3 separate regions of the Homo sapiens genome follow, and all the other regions are linked to region 3. A link is a contact called in ENCODE Hi-C or POLR2A ChIA-PET data. All regions are on one chromosome and are shown on one strand. The core of a region is the stretch at or near the end of the contact, and the rest is flanking DNA. Distances in the headings are between cores, read along the strand shown. Region 1 holds the start of EIF4B (eukaryotic translation initiation factor 4B). Region 2 has its middle 5.1 kb from the start of GDF11. Region 3 holds the start of HNRNPA1 (heterogeneous nuclear ribonucleoprotein A1).

What was found. A loop is a pair of places that touch in the nucleus more often than their neighbours do. ChIA-PET counts read pairs that join two places held with the same protein, here RNA polymerase II (POLR2A). Pooled maps may share reads with other maps.
Region 1: a pooled map shows a loop between it and region 3 (32-fold over the local background). The contact joins the promoter of EIF4B here to the promoter of HNRNPA1 in region 3. A Hi-C loop is called at or near these places in 1 of 37 single-sample maps with no recorded cell type and 10 of 50 pooled maps. POLR2A ChIA-PET finds 5 or more read pairs at or near these places in 2 of 52 experiments (CD4-positive, alpha-beta memory T cell and activated B cell).
Region 2: a loop to region 3 is called in a pooled map, with 5 times the contacts of the local background. The contact joins the enhancer-like site here to the promoter of HNRNPA1 in region 3. A Hi-C loop is called at or near these places in 4 of 50 pooled maps. POLR2A ChIA-PET finds 5 or more read pairs at or near these places in 2 of 52 experiments (WTC11 and common myeloid progenitor, CD34-positive).

The regions. Positions count from the first base shown.
Region 1 is chr12:53,004,200-53,008,859 of GRCh38, forward strand. EIF4B (eukaryotic translation initiation factor 4B) reads left to right here and starts at 2,257. Exons shown (of 15, transcript NM_001417.7): 1 at 2,257-2,297. The coding sequence starts at 2,285. RefSeq lists enhancers at 1,628-2,371, 2,372-3,115.
Region 2 is chr12:55,735,553-55,740,455 of GRCh38, forward strand. No RefSeq gene overlaps it. Among named protein-coding and RNA genes, the nearest start is that of GDF11, 5.1 kb to the right of the region's middle. RefSeq lists an enhancer at 2,634-2,953. Within about 2 kb of position 2,964, at least 35 of the 41 ENCODE cell types and tissues checked have a DNase peak (open chromatin) inside an H3K27ac peak, as active enhancers do.
Region 3 is chr12:54,279,475-54,284,010 of GRCh38, forward strand. It overlaps HNRNPA1 (heterogeneous nuclear ribonucleoprotein A1), which reads left to right and starts at 1,252. Exons shown (of 11, transcript NM_031157.4): 1 at 1,252-1,348; 2 at 1,912-2,028; 3 at 2,321-2,467; 4 at 2,616-2,826; 5 at 2,920-3,012; 6 at 3,099-3,191; 7 at 3,326-3,400; 8 at 3,605-3,760; 9 at 4,338-4,493. The coding sequence starts at 1,334. It overlaps CBX5 (chromobox 5), which reads right to left and starts at 648. Exons shown (of 5, transcript NM_012117.3): 1 at 534-648. RefSeq lists enhancers at 11-100, 253-1,012, 531-580, 871-960, 971-1,030 and 1 more and a cis regulatory region at 47-2,347.

The DNA.
Region 1 (4,660 bases), core at 1,007-3,506, 1.3 Mb before region 3:
TGCCATGGCATCTGTAAACTGTCATGTCCTGGTGGGAGTATCTTTTACCATGCTAACGAATTATATTTAGCATATAATAAGCAGTGAGGAGAGGTCAATTTAGTCGCCATCTTGGTTTTGATGGGATTTGGCTGGCTTCTTTACTGCATGCTGTTTTATGAGCAAGGTCTTTGTGACCTATAACTTGTGTTGACCTCCTGTCTCATCCTGTGATTAAGAATGCCTAACATTCTGGGAATGCAGCCCAGTAGGTCTCAGACTTATTTTACCCAGCCCTATTCAAGGAGTTGCTCCGGTTCAAACACCTCTGACAATTGCACTCTCCATTCAGTAGCCTGAGTAATCTCTTTTTTTCTAATTAACGCGTGACTTACATAAAGTACACAAATCTTAAGTATTCACAAATCTTAAGTATACGAATTCTAGATATACACCCATGTAACCACCACTCACATCAGGATACTAAGTAATCCTTTTTAAAATTTTATTTCAACTCATGACATTTCTCTGCCTTAAATCATTCCACACTTTCCCAATCCCCTCACATGATCAGCCTCACATGATCCAGCCCCTCTCTCTCAAGATTCATCCTGTACCACTCCTCCCTCCCCTGCCCTCACCATATTGCAGCAAACCCAACTGCGCATCCTGTCTTCTCCTAAACCTCTTCAGAAGACATTCCCAGGGATGGCAGCTTGTAATTTAGACCTCTGTCTGAATGTCACTTCCTCAGAGGTCTACTCTGACAGGCAATCTAAAGTTGCACCTAATAACTTATTACACCACCTTGTTTTAATTACTCACAGAATACTTGTTGTAATATTTTATTAGTTGCTTATTATCTGTCCTTCCCCCACTAGAATATAACCTCTTTTGGGACAGTTCTATTCCATGTTGTACCCGCAAGTGTCTGTGCCTGGCACACGGTGGGAAACAAAAATTTTCATTTAATGAATGAAATGGAACATCAGCTAGGGGAAGCATGAATAGCCCTAGTCTCAGAAATCCTAAAGGCCTAAGTTGGACTAAACCTAGTCAGCAAATTGGACCATTAAATGAGGTAAAAGCCCATGACAATTAAGTGTTCAGCATTTGTTACCTTCTTATTCCGTCTAAATATGCCTCATTAAAACCATTCTTACACAAGACGTTCGATTTGTTTTGCCTTTACAAAAAGTAATTTGAAAACAAACAGTGGTTGATGCCTGTAATCCCGGCACTGTGGGAGGCCTCGGAGGGAGGAATGCTTGAGTCCAGGAGTTCGAGACCAGCCCAGGCGACACAGGGAGACACACCGCCCCCCCCAAGCCCGCCACTCTGTCTCCACACAAAGACTTTTTTTTAATTAGCTGGTCCTGGAGGCACTCGCCTGTGGTCCCAGCTACTCAGGAGGCTGAGGTGGAAGAACTGCTTGAGCCCCGGAGGTTGAGGCTGCAGTGAGCCGAGATCGCGCCACTGCACTCCAGCTTGGGAGACAGGGCGAGACCCCGTCTCAAAAAATAAAAATAAATAAAAATAAAATCAGTGATTTCTGATGTGGCTTTTAAAAACTAGGCCGGGCGCGGTGGCTCACGCCTATAATCCAGCACTTTGGGAGGCCGAGGCGGGTGGATAGCCTGAGACCAGGAGTTCAAGACCAGCATGGCCAATATGGTGAAATATCCCGTTTCTACTAAAAATACAAAAAACTAGCAGCGAATGGTGGTGGGCGCCTGTAATCCCAGCTACTCCAGAGGCTGAGGCAGGTGAATCGCCTGAACCCGAGAGGCGGGGGTTGCAATGAGCCGAGGTCGCGCACGCCATTGCACTCCAGCCCGGACAACAGGAGCGAAACTCCGTCTCAAAAAAGTACATTAAACTCAGAATCTTCCCTTTCAGCACATCCATTTCGCCACACCCATCACCGGCTCCGTGCAGAGTAAGCAGAAGCAGCAGCGAAGCCCCGCCCTTCCCGCCACTCTTCCGGCAGGAAGTCTGTGCGTCAGGAGGCCGGCCAGGACTCAGCTCCAGCCCCGCGCTCGCGTGTAGCCCTACGTAAAGCGTGAGGGGTTTCGCGACAACCCAGGCCCCGCCCCTTTGGCCACATGTCGCGCATGTCTTCCCGTCGGACGGCGTGCCACCTCGCCGCGCAGCTTTACGAACCTAGAGCAGCGCCGCCCCGCCTCCTGTCTCCGTCCTCACCTCCCCGCCCCCTCCCAGCTTCGCGTCTCCTAGCTCGACGCGCCCGCTATAATCACGTGATTGCCTCATCCGGGTCTTTTGCGTTCTCTTTCCCTCTCCCAACATGGCGGCCTCAGGTGAGCGAGCAGCCGAGCGCGGCCAAGGACTGGGCTCTGAAACCCCCCTCCGAGCGTGATCCACTGATTTCCTGAAGTCGGGGAATTGCTGGCACTGGTTCCTTTCTGAATTGAGGGCTGCGGCAGGCTGGCGGCGTGGCCCTGTTAGGTTACTGCCTCTGGATGTTTGGGGGGGAGGGGAAGGACACCTTCCCCTCCCCCTCACACTCTTTTCACCCTTTCTGCGCGAGATTGGAATAGGCAGTAATGGTAGACTCTGGCTTGAATTGGGGAAGGAGGCGCAGAAAGGTGTGCGGGTGGTGCGAGGCCTTTTCGTAGACGTGAATCACCGTGCCCGCGTGAAGGCGTGGAGGAAGGAAGGAGGCGGTTGCTGCGCGGACGAGTGCACATTAGACTACGTCTCCAAGGCGCGAGGCTGTAGCGGACCGGAGTGGGGGGTAGGGGAGTAAGTGTGGTGGGGGGGAGCAGTTGGAACGCGAGCGCGAGTTGGTGGAGGGGCGGGGGAAGGCAGCGGTGCGCGTGCGCGGTAGGAGACACGAGGGTAGTAGAGACGGGCGCGCCTTCAATGCGTGCGCTAGAACCCAGATGGGAAGCTTTTTAACGCGCCTGTGTTGCGCACTTATGTCCTTTTAGGTTGTCTCTTCCCTTTCTAGAGTGTGGGCCCTGTGCCTGTATTCTTCTAAGGGTGTGTGTGTTAGCCTTGGAGGTTGGTGCTATTGGCGTTAGATGGGGGTGGGGAATCCAGTTAGGTGCGCCCACGTGTTGGAGAAGCACCGGTGTGCACCTAGATTTCCTTCTAGGCTTTTTTCTCATACTCAATTGGAGGCATTTTTTACTCAGCGCAGCTATATGCCAGGATCAGGTTTCGCTTCCGGCGCTTCCATGTTGGTTGAATTTGGATAGCTCCAATGGTAGATTTCAGCCTTTTTTTTTTTTTTTTTTTTTTTTTTTTAAGGTAACTGTGCAACTACCAGCAGGTACTTTTAAAATAGTGCTTACTAATGGCTGGAGTTGCTTACTTCTTTAGACAACCTTGGAGGGGAGTATCAGTGCCTTGCAAGTCTAATTACATTTCTAATGGGCTTATAAAAGCAGTGATGACCCAACATCTTGTAGCATTGATTTTAGTTTGAGGAATATAGTTTGTTTTCTCTGGCATGACCTTGCATTCTTCAAAACATTATTTGAACTTCTATCTCTGGGTGCTCATTTCTTACCTAGTAATTCATCGTCTCTATTACAAAGAAGCTAAGGGTTTTGGTTGGCTTTGGAAAATGTTGAGAAATTTGAGGTGCATTTGAACATCTTTCATTGGTGTAACGCTTGACAGTTGACCAAGCACTTTTGTGCATGTTGTCTCCTTCCATCCTGAGGTACTGCAGAGAGCTAGTGGTATTTCTCAGCTAAGGAATATTATTTAAGGCCACACTGCTCTCAGCTGGCAGAGCAAGGTCATAATCTTTGAGACTCCTTAGCAACTTAAAAGTATCAAGGTGTCATCATCAGTTTAGGACGCTGCCCGAAAGCATCTGAAGTTTACAAAAATGTTCATATTTTTTTCTCCAGTGGGCTAGTAAAAGTCCTAAATATATTTTAAACTAACCATTGCTTAAAGTACTTACTTGGTCTGGATTTGCCACCTTAACAGTTTAGTATCGTAATTTAGTGAAGAAAATCTGTGTTTTCTTAACTTTTGTGTAATTTTTAGAGGCGGAACATAGGACAGCAATTCATGTCCTTCGTTTTACCGAGTTGAGGGAAATCCAGACTGATAAAAGGGATTTACTCTGACGTCCCATTCTCTTGTTCTTCCATATTTACTCTACCCCCTTGAAAACCCTCATCTCCTTTAATTCACTTCAGTAAATCTTTTTAGCTGGTACTGGTATCTGAGCACAAGTCACATCTTTCAGTCTGTTCTTGAGGAATCTGGGGTTTATCGGATTGTTTCCCCGCTCCTCTTTCCAGTCACACTGGCTTTGTGAAGTAACCAGTATTCCCTGATGTGGGAAATGGATGTTATGTGTTCTGTGTGAAAATACATAAAACAACTTCATACGCCTCTTTTACTGTTAAATGAGACCAAAAAATTCTTTGCAGCAATACCAGTTTCCAGTGTGATCCATTATTGACCTTCAAGAACTAAGGTAGGTCTCAGAACTAACTATAGAATGAGGATAGTTTGAATTCCTAGAAACTTGATACATTGAGCCAGTACACTTAATTCCTTGCTTTGCTTCTTAAAAAGAATTCTTAAAGGCCGGGCGCGGTGGCTCACGCCTGTAATCCCAGCACTTCGGGAGGTCGAGGCGGGCGGATCACTAGGTCAGGAGTTGGAGACCAACCTGACCAACATGGTGAAA
Region 2 (4,903 bases), core at 1,714-4,213, 1.5 Mb after region 3:
TCCCAACACTTTGAGAGGCTGAGGTAGGAGCCCAGGAGTTCGAGATCAGCCTGGGCAAGACGGTAAAACCCCATCTCTATAAAAACAAAAACGGTCGGACGCAGTGGCTCACACCTGTAATCCCAACACTTTGGGAGGCCGAGGCGGGTGGATCACCTGACGTCAGGAGTTCAAGACCAGCCTGGCCAACATGGCGAAACCCTGTCTCTACTAAAAATACAAAAAAATTAGCTGGGCATGGTGGCATGTGCCTGCAGTCCTAGCTACTCGGGAGGCTGAGGCAGGAACATTGCTTGAAACCGGGAGACGGAGCCTGCAGTGAGCCGAGATCATGCCACTGCACTCCAGCCTGGGCAACAGAGCAACACTCCTGGATCAGCCCATCTGCCAGCGTTTTGAGGTCCTTCTCCAAAGACCTCAAAAAACAAACAAAAAAGAATGATGAGGCTTTATCATACCCTGTTTTCAGACTCATGGGAATTAAAATGATTTTGCTTTGAGAAATATCTGGATACCCCACCCCAACTGACATAGCCAAGGTAGGGGTGGGAGGGACAATCCAGCCTCCTTCTGCCCCTCACACTCACCTTGGCCTTGGCCTTGGCCTAGACCCCCCAATTCAAGCCCCAAGGTCTAGCTCCTCTGGCAACCCCACACTCCAGCCCCACCCCCACCAGGATCTGTCCTCAGGGCCCGCCTCAATTCCTTTCCCCATTTCTTGGGCCCCTAGTTCCTGACCTCTGGCCCCTCATTGTCACTCCTGTCCCAGTCTCTTCCCAGCCAGTGCCATCATTAACAACGAGGTCCATCCAAATGCCCAGCTGGTGAGTGGGCAGGATGAACAGCTCCAGCCCATCCTGCTTGAGAGCCTCGTCCAGGTTCATGTCTTGTTTATGCACTCCCTTGGCCAGGATCTTAGCTGCTGTGTGGTTCTGGCCCAGAACCAGGCACAGGAGCACAGAGGTATCTACCTGAGAGTCACAGAGCCTCACAACTAAAGTTTTTCCTAGGATGGAACAGAGATAAACATAGGAGAAATGACAAAGAGGTGATGCTGGGACTGGGTGGTTATCTCAGGTTTCTGTTCCTTGGGACTAAAAGGCCAAGAGGCCTAGGCAGGGGCTCAGGAAAAATTCATTCATGTATTAATCCATGTATGGGGAGCCTAAACATGGAGATAAGTAAGACATGTCCCTGCCTTCAGGGTGCTTACAACCTTATAGGCACAGACAAAAAATACAGTGTGGTGAGAGGGCTATGACAAAGAGAACCCCTGGGTTCTGGAAGCTGCCTAGCACAGGCTGGGGGATGCAGTGGGGCAGCAGAGGACCTGAGATACCTGCCAAAGAAGAAGGGCCTGTGGCAGACTCACCCAGGCTGTTCTCAAATTTGTTGGGTTGTTCCCCATGGATGTGGTCTTGCAGCCCAGGGAACTAGGGGTGAGGAGTGCTGGCACCCCTCGGTAGAGCCCAGACCAGTTTCTCCTGCCCTCACCAATTTCAGGCTCCCATTCCCAGATCCCAGCCAGACCCGCTGGTCGTCCTGACACCCTCACCGTTCACACACACACACATGCCCCTCATCTGACAACTTTGACCTTCACTACCCTCTGCTTTCTCCTTCATTCCCTCTGGAGAGAGAATTCCCTCTGAACACTCCTGCAGTTCCCCCCTGCTTCCCAACAGCTCCCTCACCTGGCAGCCCAGGTACTGCTTTGTCGCCTCCTGGATCAGCCCATCTGCCAGCATTTTAAGGTCCTTGGAGAAGCTGACATTGCACTTAGACCCGTTCTTTTCCTGGAGCAGCAGCTGGAATAGTGGTGCCTCCTGCTGGCAGCATTGGCCACTGCCAGAAACAGGGCCTGTAATGAGGACCCACCATGGGCCCAGAGAGGGAGCAGTAGGTGAGAACTCAGGGAAGAGGTGGGGACCCCAGGGAGGCCAAGAATGAAGATAAGCAGCAGCTTGCACCCAGTGGAGTTGTAGAGCTGGCCTGCCATGAGGAGAGAGGGGACAGATTGGGGATAAGCAGGAGGGAGGCCAGAGGCAAAGGAAGACATAACCCCAAATGATTCTTAGAGTCCCCCAGTTGTATCCTGCCACACTGCCCCCCACCCCAAACGCAAACTCTTTGGCCCCCTTCTCCCAACTCCCAACTTCTCTTAGAGGGCCTTGGGGCTAAAGAGGTTAACAAGACTGCCAAGTGATCCCGGCAAGATAATTATAGGATTTAGAAGGTGGTGTGGGAGAGGACAGTAATTACAGTGACATCCTCTCTGGAGCTGCAGGATTTGTGGGCAGAGGACTGGAAGGGGTCCACTCTACTAACACACCACCCCCTAGCCCAGAATAGCCTCCCCACTCCCCCAGAGGCACATGCAGGGAGAGCAGGAGAGCCGGGGAGTAAGCCTCTCCCCTCTGCTACATCTCAACGAGATGTAGCCCCTCCCCTCCTTAGAAAGCCCTGCAGTGCCAAAGAATGAGTCCACTGACCCTCAAAATAGAAACTTTAGGAGAAAAAAGGAAGAAGAGATAGGATTAGGGATCCTCCCTAGGGAGGGGAGAAAAATAGCTACTCCCCACTGAGCCTAGCTCTGATAGACAAGGCAGTTTGGGTGTGGAGGTGGCCATTGTGGTGAAGGTGCAGGGTGGCGGGAGTCCCCCCTTACAGGGTTCCCTTACAATGGTTCCCCTGTTCTGGCAGCAGCACTTCTGATCATGGTCCAGGCAACTCTGGCCTCAGACCCCGGTGACAGGCTCCAGGGAGCTGCAGCTCTTCCTGAGGATATAGCAGACCATCTACCCAAGCACCTCTCTCTCTAGCAGGTCTTGAAACCTCATACCCTCCCCCGGAACACAGCCTCCTTCTCTCCCGGCAGCTCATACATTTTAAGCCTAAATGCCTCCCTTAGGCTGCGACCCACATTTGCTATGAACCAGTCAGGACCTTGAAGAAGGCGGGCCTGAAGGTTGCCTGGGTAACTCTGGGAGAGGGGCACCCTTGGCAGGAAGACAGTTGCCAGGGAGACTAGGACAGTGGGCGGGGCCCCAAACCTAAGCATGTACTAGGATAAGGAAAGATCTAATGTCCAGATCCCCCCGAACTTATTTTCCGTAAAGCCACCAGTGCCCCATTTTTAGGGAGTCTGGGGCAGCTGGAGTTCTGAAGCTCCTAAAAGAAACCTCCCAGGGGTTAATTCCTGAAACTCAGGGGATCCCAACAGGACCAAACCTGAGGGAACTCAAGGAAATAGGCAAGATCTGGGAGGCGCTGGGGAAAGGACAAGGCTTAATGCATTATGATATGGAACTTTTCGAACTAAAATTCTAAAATGAAAATGTACAACGTATGCAAAAATAAAACCCTTAAGCCGTGCTTTCAGTTCCACCTCCGAGGAGCTGATATTCCAGATTCTACCATCAGATGGCAGTCTTGTCCACTTATTGGATTAAGTTTAGTCTTGGAAACTGAGGAGGCTATCAGGAGATAGAAAACCTTTCTGTCTCAAATGTTCCTGACTCCAATTCCCTGTATTTGGCAGATACCAATAACCCCTCATATATACAAATACACTGTCTTCTTTCCCCCACCCAACTCTTATCAAGTTCACTTAGCAGGCCTCATTCATTCTTTATTCAAAGCTGTTAAGGAATACTTTGGTGAAAAAGTTCCTGCTCTCTCTGGTCTCCCAAGGTGAGCGTTGTAAGTTGGGGTAACAGTAATAACTAATGCATTTAGAACAGTTTTTCAGACATTTAATCTTCATAACCTTATGAAATAGGTACAATATTGTTATCCTTGGCCAGGTACAGTGGCTCACGCCTGTAATCCCAGCAATTCGGGAGGCAAGGCGGGTGGATCACTTGAGGTCAGGAGTTCAAGACCAGCCTGGCCAACATGGTGAAACCCTGTCTCTACTAAAAATACAAAAATTAGCCAGGCTTGGTGGCGCGTGCCTGTAATCCCAGCTATTCGGGCGGCTGAGGATAGGAGAATCGCTTGAACCTGGGAAGTGGAGGTTGCAGTGAGCCGAGATCTCGCCACTGTACTTCAACCTGGGCGACAAAGCAAGACTCCGTCTCTCTCTCTCTCTATATATATATATAATTATTCCCATCTTACAGGTGAGGAATCTGAGGTATAAAGAGGTTTAATAACTTGTCCAAGTTTACACAACCAGAAAAGGGAGAGAGCTGGGACTTGAACCCAGCCAGCCTACTTCTAGTCTAGAAGCTAGGCGATTATCTCCATACCTCACAGAATGGTGCAGATATATCTGGGAGAAGCAACTACTCTAGACCCGAAGTCAGGAAGGGATTCTTGGATGGGATCTATGCTGAGACCTGAAGAAAGAGTAAACTTGGCCAAGAGATTGGTGGGTGGAAGAGAGTGGAAGTAGTAGGGGGAATTGTTCTAGGAAGAAGAAACAACCTGTGCAAAGATTCAGAAATGGTCAAGAGGACAAGGGTGAAACAAGACATTCAGATTTCTAGCCTGGATGATTGTCATTCACTAAAATGAAAAGCTGCAGGATGGGACACATTTTAGGGAGAAAGAAGGGGTTCTCTAACCTGTGATATTTGAAGTGCCATGAAACATCCAGATTGAGATATGCAGGAGGCATCTGGCCTAGAGTTCTGGCTGGTCCTGTTTACTTAATGTCTTCTTTTCTTTTCTTTTCTTTTCTTTTCTTTTCTTTTTCTTTTCTTCTTTTCTTTTCTTTCTTCCTTCCTTCTTTTTTTTTTTTTTTTTTTTTTGTTTGACAGAGTCTTGCTCTGTCGCCCAGGCTGGAGTGCAGTGGCATGATCTTGGCTCACTGCAACCTCCGCCTTCCAGGTTCAAGTGATTCTCCCATCTCAACCTCCTGAGTAGATGGGACTACAGGCGCATATCACCATGCCCA
Region 3 (4,536 bases), core at 2-2,501:
CATTACAGGCACCGACTCCCCTTCCTCACAACCCCAAATCGAAGACCTCCCTCTTTTGGAGAGCCGATTGGACGACTGGTCCCAGCGCTTTCCTTAGGCTGTCCGTCTACTGGTTCCAGATTCGTTCCATCCGTTTAACCGCCCGATCCCGCATTCCCCATTGGAGTCAAACCGCTGCCTCCTGGAGAAGCCCAACCTACCGCGCGCTTCCTGCTCACTGGCTCAGTGAGACGCTGCTCAGAAGGGGAAAACCCGTCTCCCACATTCCGATGGCCCAAGGGCCGATCAGTCGGCAGCTCAAGGCAGACCCAATTGGCCTATACACAAGCCAGTCAAAGTCTTCGGCTGCACAGCTCCAAAGAACCTACGGGGATTAAAACATCCCGCCCCCTGTTCTTCTATTGGTTGGCCCGACCCACCGCTGCCCCTTCACTATCCCCCCACCCCGCCGTCCATTCATTTCACACAATAACGGGCCCAAATGGAGTCAGTTCAAGACCTACTATGGGTAGATAAGACTGTCTGCCACTTACCCGGGATTGAGAGTGATCACTCACGCTAACGTCTGCCCTGTTCCTGTATGGTGAGGCCGCACCACAAGCCACCACCGCCGCCGCCTTCTGCGCAACGCCAACCGCCCGCCAAAACGGATCCTTCCCTGCGCCTGCGCAACCAATCCTGGGACCGGACCTTTTTTCTCCGCCCACTACGCATGCGCAAAGCTAGGACAAACTCCCGCCAACACGCAGGCGCCGTAGGTTCACTGCCTACTCCTGCCCGCCATTTCACGTGTTCTCAGAGGCAGGTGGAACTTCTTAATGCGCCTGCGCAAAACTCGCCATTTTACTACACGTGCGGTCAACAAGAGTTCATTGCAAAAAAATTGTTACCTCCTGGCTGCTTGTCTAATACATAGTGTTAATCATGCTTTGCCAAGCGACTTGACTGTAATATTTGCGCGTGGAAGATTAAAAAGATGTTAAACACCCAAGGTAGATTCAAATGTGAATGATTGGTCGGTTGGCCAATCAGACTGGTTAACAATAACATTACTCGGGAACCAATGGACTCCAAGGGGTGGAGACGGCGTAGAACGACCGAAGGAATGACGTTACACAGCAATGTGGCACCACAGGCCAATAGCAGGGGGAAGCGATTTCAAGTATCCAATCAGAGCTGTTCCAGGGCGGAGTCTACCAATGCCGAAAGCGAGGAGGCGGGGTAAAAAAGAGAGGGCGAAGGTAGGCTGGCAGATACGTTCGTCAGCTTGCTCCTTTCTGCCCGTGGACGCCGCCGAAGAAGCATCGTTAAAGTCTCTCTTCACCCTGCCGTCATGTCTAAGTCAGAGGTGAGTTAGGCGCGCTTTCCCACTTGAATTTTTTCCTCTCCCTTTCCTGAATCGGTAAGATGCTGCTGGGTTTCGTTCCTTGCACCAGCCCATTCTACAGTTCCTTCGGTCGCTGCCACGGCCTACCCCTCCCAAAGTTCAAGTCGCCATTTTGTCCTCTTGATCGCCATGAGGCCGCTCTCCGCCAACCATGAGTTATCATGCGGGACTCGTTACTCGTAGCAAAATTCTTAGGCACACAGGATCTTTGTCTTTTTTTAAACCTTGCCTTGGTGAGCGAGTTTTCTAAAGAGCGATTAGTCCCATTGTGGAGATGCACCCCTACCGCCCAAGCCTTTGTTGCGCGTGCGTCGGAAGGCGACTAGGGACGCATGCGCTTGCGATTTCCTAGCACTCCCAACTCCAGCATACGGCCTCCCTTGATAGGCAGAAGCACGTGTCTTGTTGCGACCTGAACGAACAATAAGTGCTAGGTACACAGTTGGTGTCTAGTTTTTCTTTTCCTCGATGGAAATTGTTTCGTGTTGTAGCCCATTTAACACTTCCCCCTCCCCCCACTCTAGTCTCCTAAAGAGCCCGAACAGCTGAGGAAGCTCTTCATTGGAGGGTTGAGCTTTGAAACAACTGATGAGAGCCTGAGGAGCCATTTTGAGCAATGGGGAACGCTCACGGACTGTGTGGTAAGATTTGGAAGGGACAAAGCAGTAAAACAGCCGATTTCCTTGGCTTATCTTGGTGCAGTCTTCTCCGAATGCTTATGAAAGTAGTTAATAGCATTATAGTTAGAGCTTTGTTGGCAAAGGAACGTCCTGCTTTGATTTTAAAAGCTACCTCTTAAATCTAGGGTAGTGGGAAACTGGACGACTTTTTATAAAAGGCTGGTGTAAAGTTTCCTATTGCCCTATTCAAAGTTAAAATGACAAAAGCTTTTGCGGTCAGACTTTGTGTTACATAAATTAACACTGTTCTCAGGTAATGAGAGATCCAAACACCAAGCGCTCCAGGGGCTTTGGGTTTGTCACATATGCCACTGTGGAGGAGGTGGATGCAGCTATGAATGCAAGGCCACACAAGGTGGATGGAAGAGTTGTGGAACCAAAGAGAGCTGTCTCCAGAGAAGTGAGTGGGTTTTTTTTCTTCTTCTTCTTAAACTTACTTGGATATGTGCTGCTATGGACTTAAGATTCGGGAGTTTTCTAAACTTACCAAAATTTTTTATTCGAGTATAGGCTTTGCTAATCTAAACCTATGGTTTTTCTCCTATTAGGATTCTCAAAGACCAGGTGCCCACTTAACTGTGAAAAAGATATTTGTTGGTGGCATTAAAGAAGACACTGAAGAACATCACCTAAGAGATTATTTTGAACAGTATGGAAAAATTGAAGTGATTGAAATCATGACTGACCGAGGCAGTGGCAAGAAAAGGGGCTTTGCCTTTGTAACCTTTGACGACCATGACTCCGTGGATAAGATTGTCAGTAAGTATCAGATAGTGGCATTTAGTAAGGGTTCCACAATCTGTATGGCATTCTAAACCCTGATACCATGTTGTATCTATGTTTTTTTTTTAGTTCAGAAATACCATACTGTGAATGGCCACAACTGTGAAGTTAGAAAAGCCCTGTCAAAGCAAGAGATGGCTAGTGCTTCATCCAGCCAAAGAGGTATGCTTGTTGCTTAATTAAACCTTAAAGGTAACTTTGAGTTACTCCAGTATGAATGATTTAATGCTTAAACTTCATGTCTTAAGGTCGAAGTGGTTCTGGAAACTTTGGTGGTGGTCGTGGAGGTGGTTTCGGTGGGAATGACAACTTCGGTCGTGGAGGAAACTTCAGTGGTCGTGGTATGTATGGTTTATCTACATGTAGTTCTGACTTCTCACCATCTTTGCTATGAAGATTTTACAGTACGGGAACTGCATTCAGAATGTCACTTTAAGTCCAAGTCATACTTAAAACTTGAAACTTTTTCTTACAGGTGGCTTTGGTGGCAGCCGTGGTGGTGGTGGATATGGTGGCAGTGGGGATGGCTATAATGGATTTGGTAATGATGGTAAGTTTTTTAGGAATAAGTAGAGAAAAATTCCTGGCAACCTGGATCTTTAGAATAGGTTAGTAGAGACTAAAATTCTGGTGCATGTCAAACTCAACTTTGCCCATAACACGCATGCTGTGAGCAGGCCTTCAGCCGTTACACTTGCACAAGTTTTCATTGTCAAATACTTTTGTCTTATTGAGAAGAATTGTATTCTTGTAGGTGGTTATGGAGGAGGCGGCCCTGGTTACTCTGGAGGAAGCAGAGGCTATGGAAGTGGTGGACAGGGTTATGGAAACCAGGGCAGTGGCTATGGCGGGAGTGGCAGCTATGACAGCTATAACAACGGAGGCGGAGGCGGCTTTGGCGGTGGTAGTGGTAGGTATCCAGTGATCCAAGTACTTGGTGTGACAGCTAGATTAGCCTTTTAGAGCTTGGGTTCTGGTGCTGTTGAAGCATTGTGTGGTACACTGCATGGTATATTAAAAACAAATGGGCTTGCTATGCTACCTCCTCCTAGCTTTAAGCTGGGGCCGCCTCACTCCCAAATAGTAGAGATAAGTGGATAGTGTTGTCTTTGAGTTAGATTAGTATCATAGAAGGATTTAGTATTTTAACTCCTTTGGGACCTTAGGCGCTTAGTTGATGTATCCAAGATACTTCTGCTTGCTGTGGCCCTGGATCCGTGAAGGCCTTCAAGGCTGAAGGGTATGCTTGTGCCACTCTGAAAATCTCTTTATTTTATGTCATGGTGAGTTAGGCCAGTTTTCTTTGTATTACTGGATTATTCAACTGAATGCCTTTCCCAGAGAATGAAATGCAAAGATTGGAGTCACCATAGTTTGGGAGAAAGGAAGGCTGATAACTCAACCTTATTTTATTCTGACTGCTAAACAGAATTGGAAACTAACATCATCCTCAGGTAACAGATAAAGGCCCTCTTTCCCATTCATAGGAAGCAATTTTGGAGGTGGTGGAAGCTACAATGATTTTGGGAATTACAACAATCAGTCTTCAAATTTTGGACCCATGAAGGGAGGAAATTTTGGAGGCAGAAGCTCTGGCCCCTATGGCGGTGGAGGCCAATACTTTGCAAAACCACGAAACCAAGGTATGGTATCTATGTAATTTTGGATAATGTCAAAAGAGTGTCT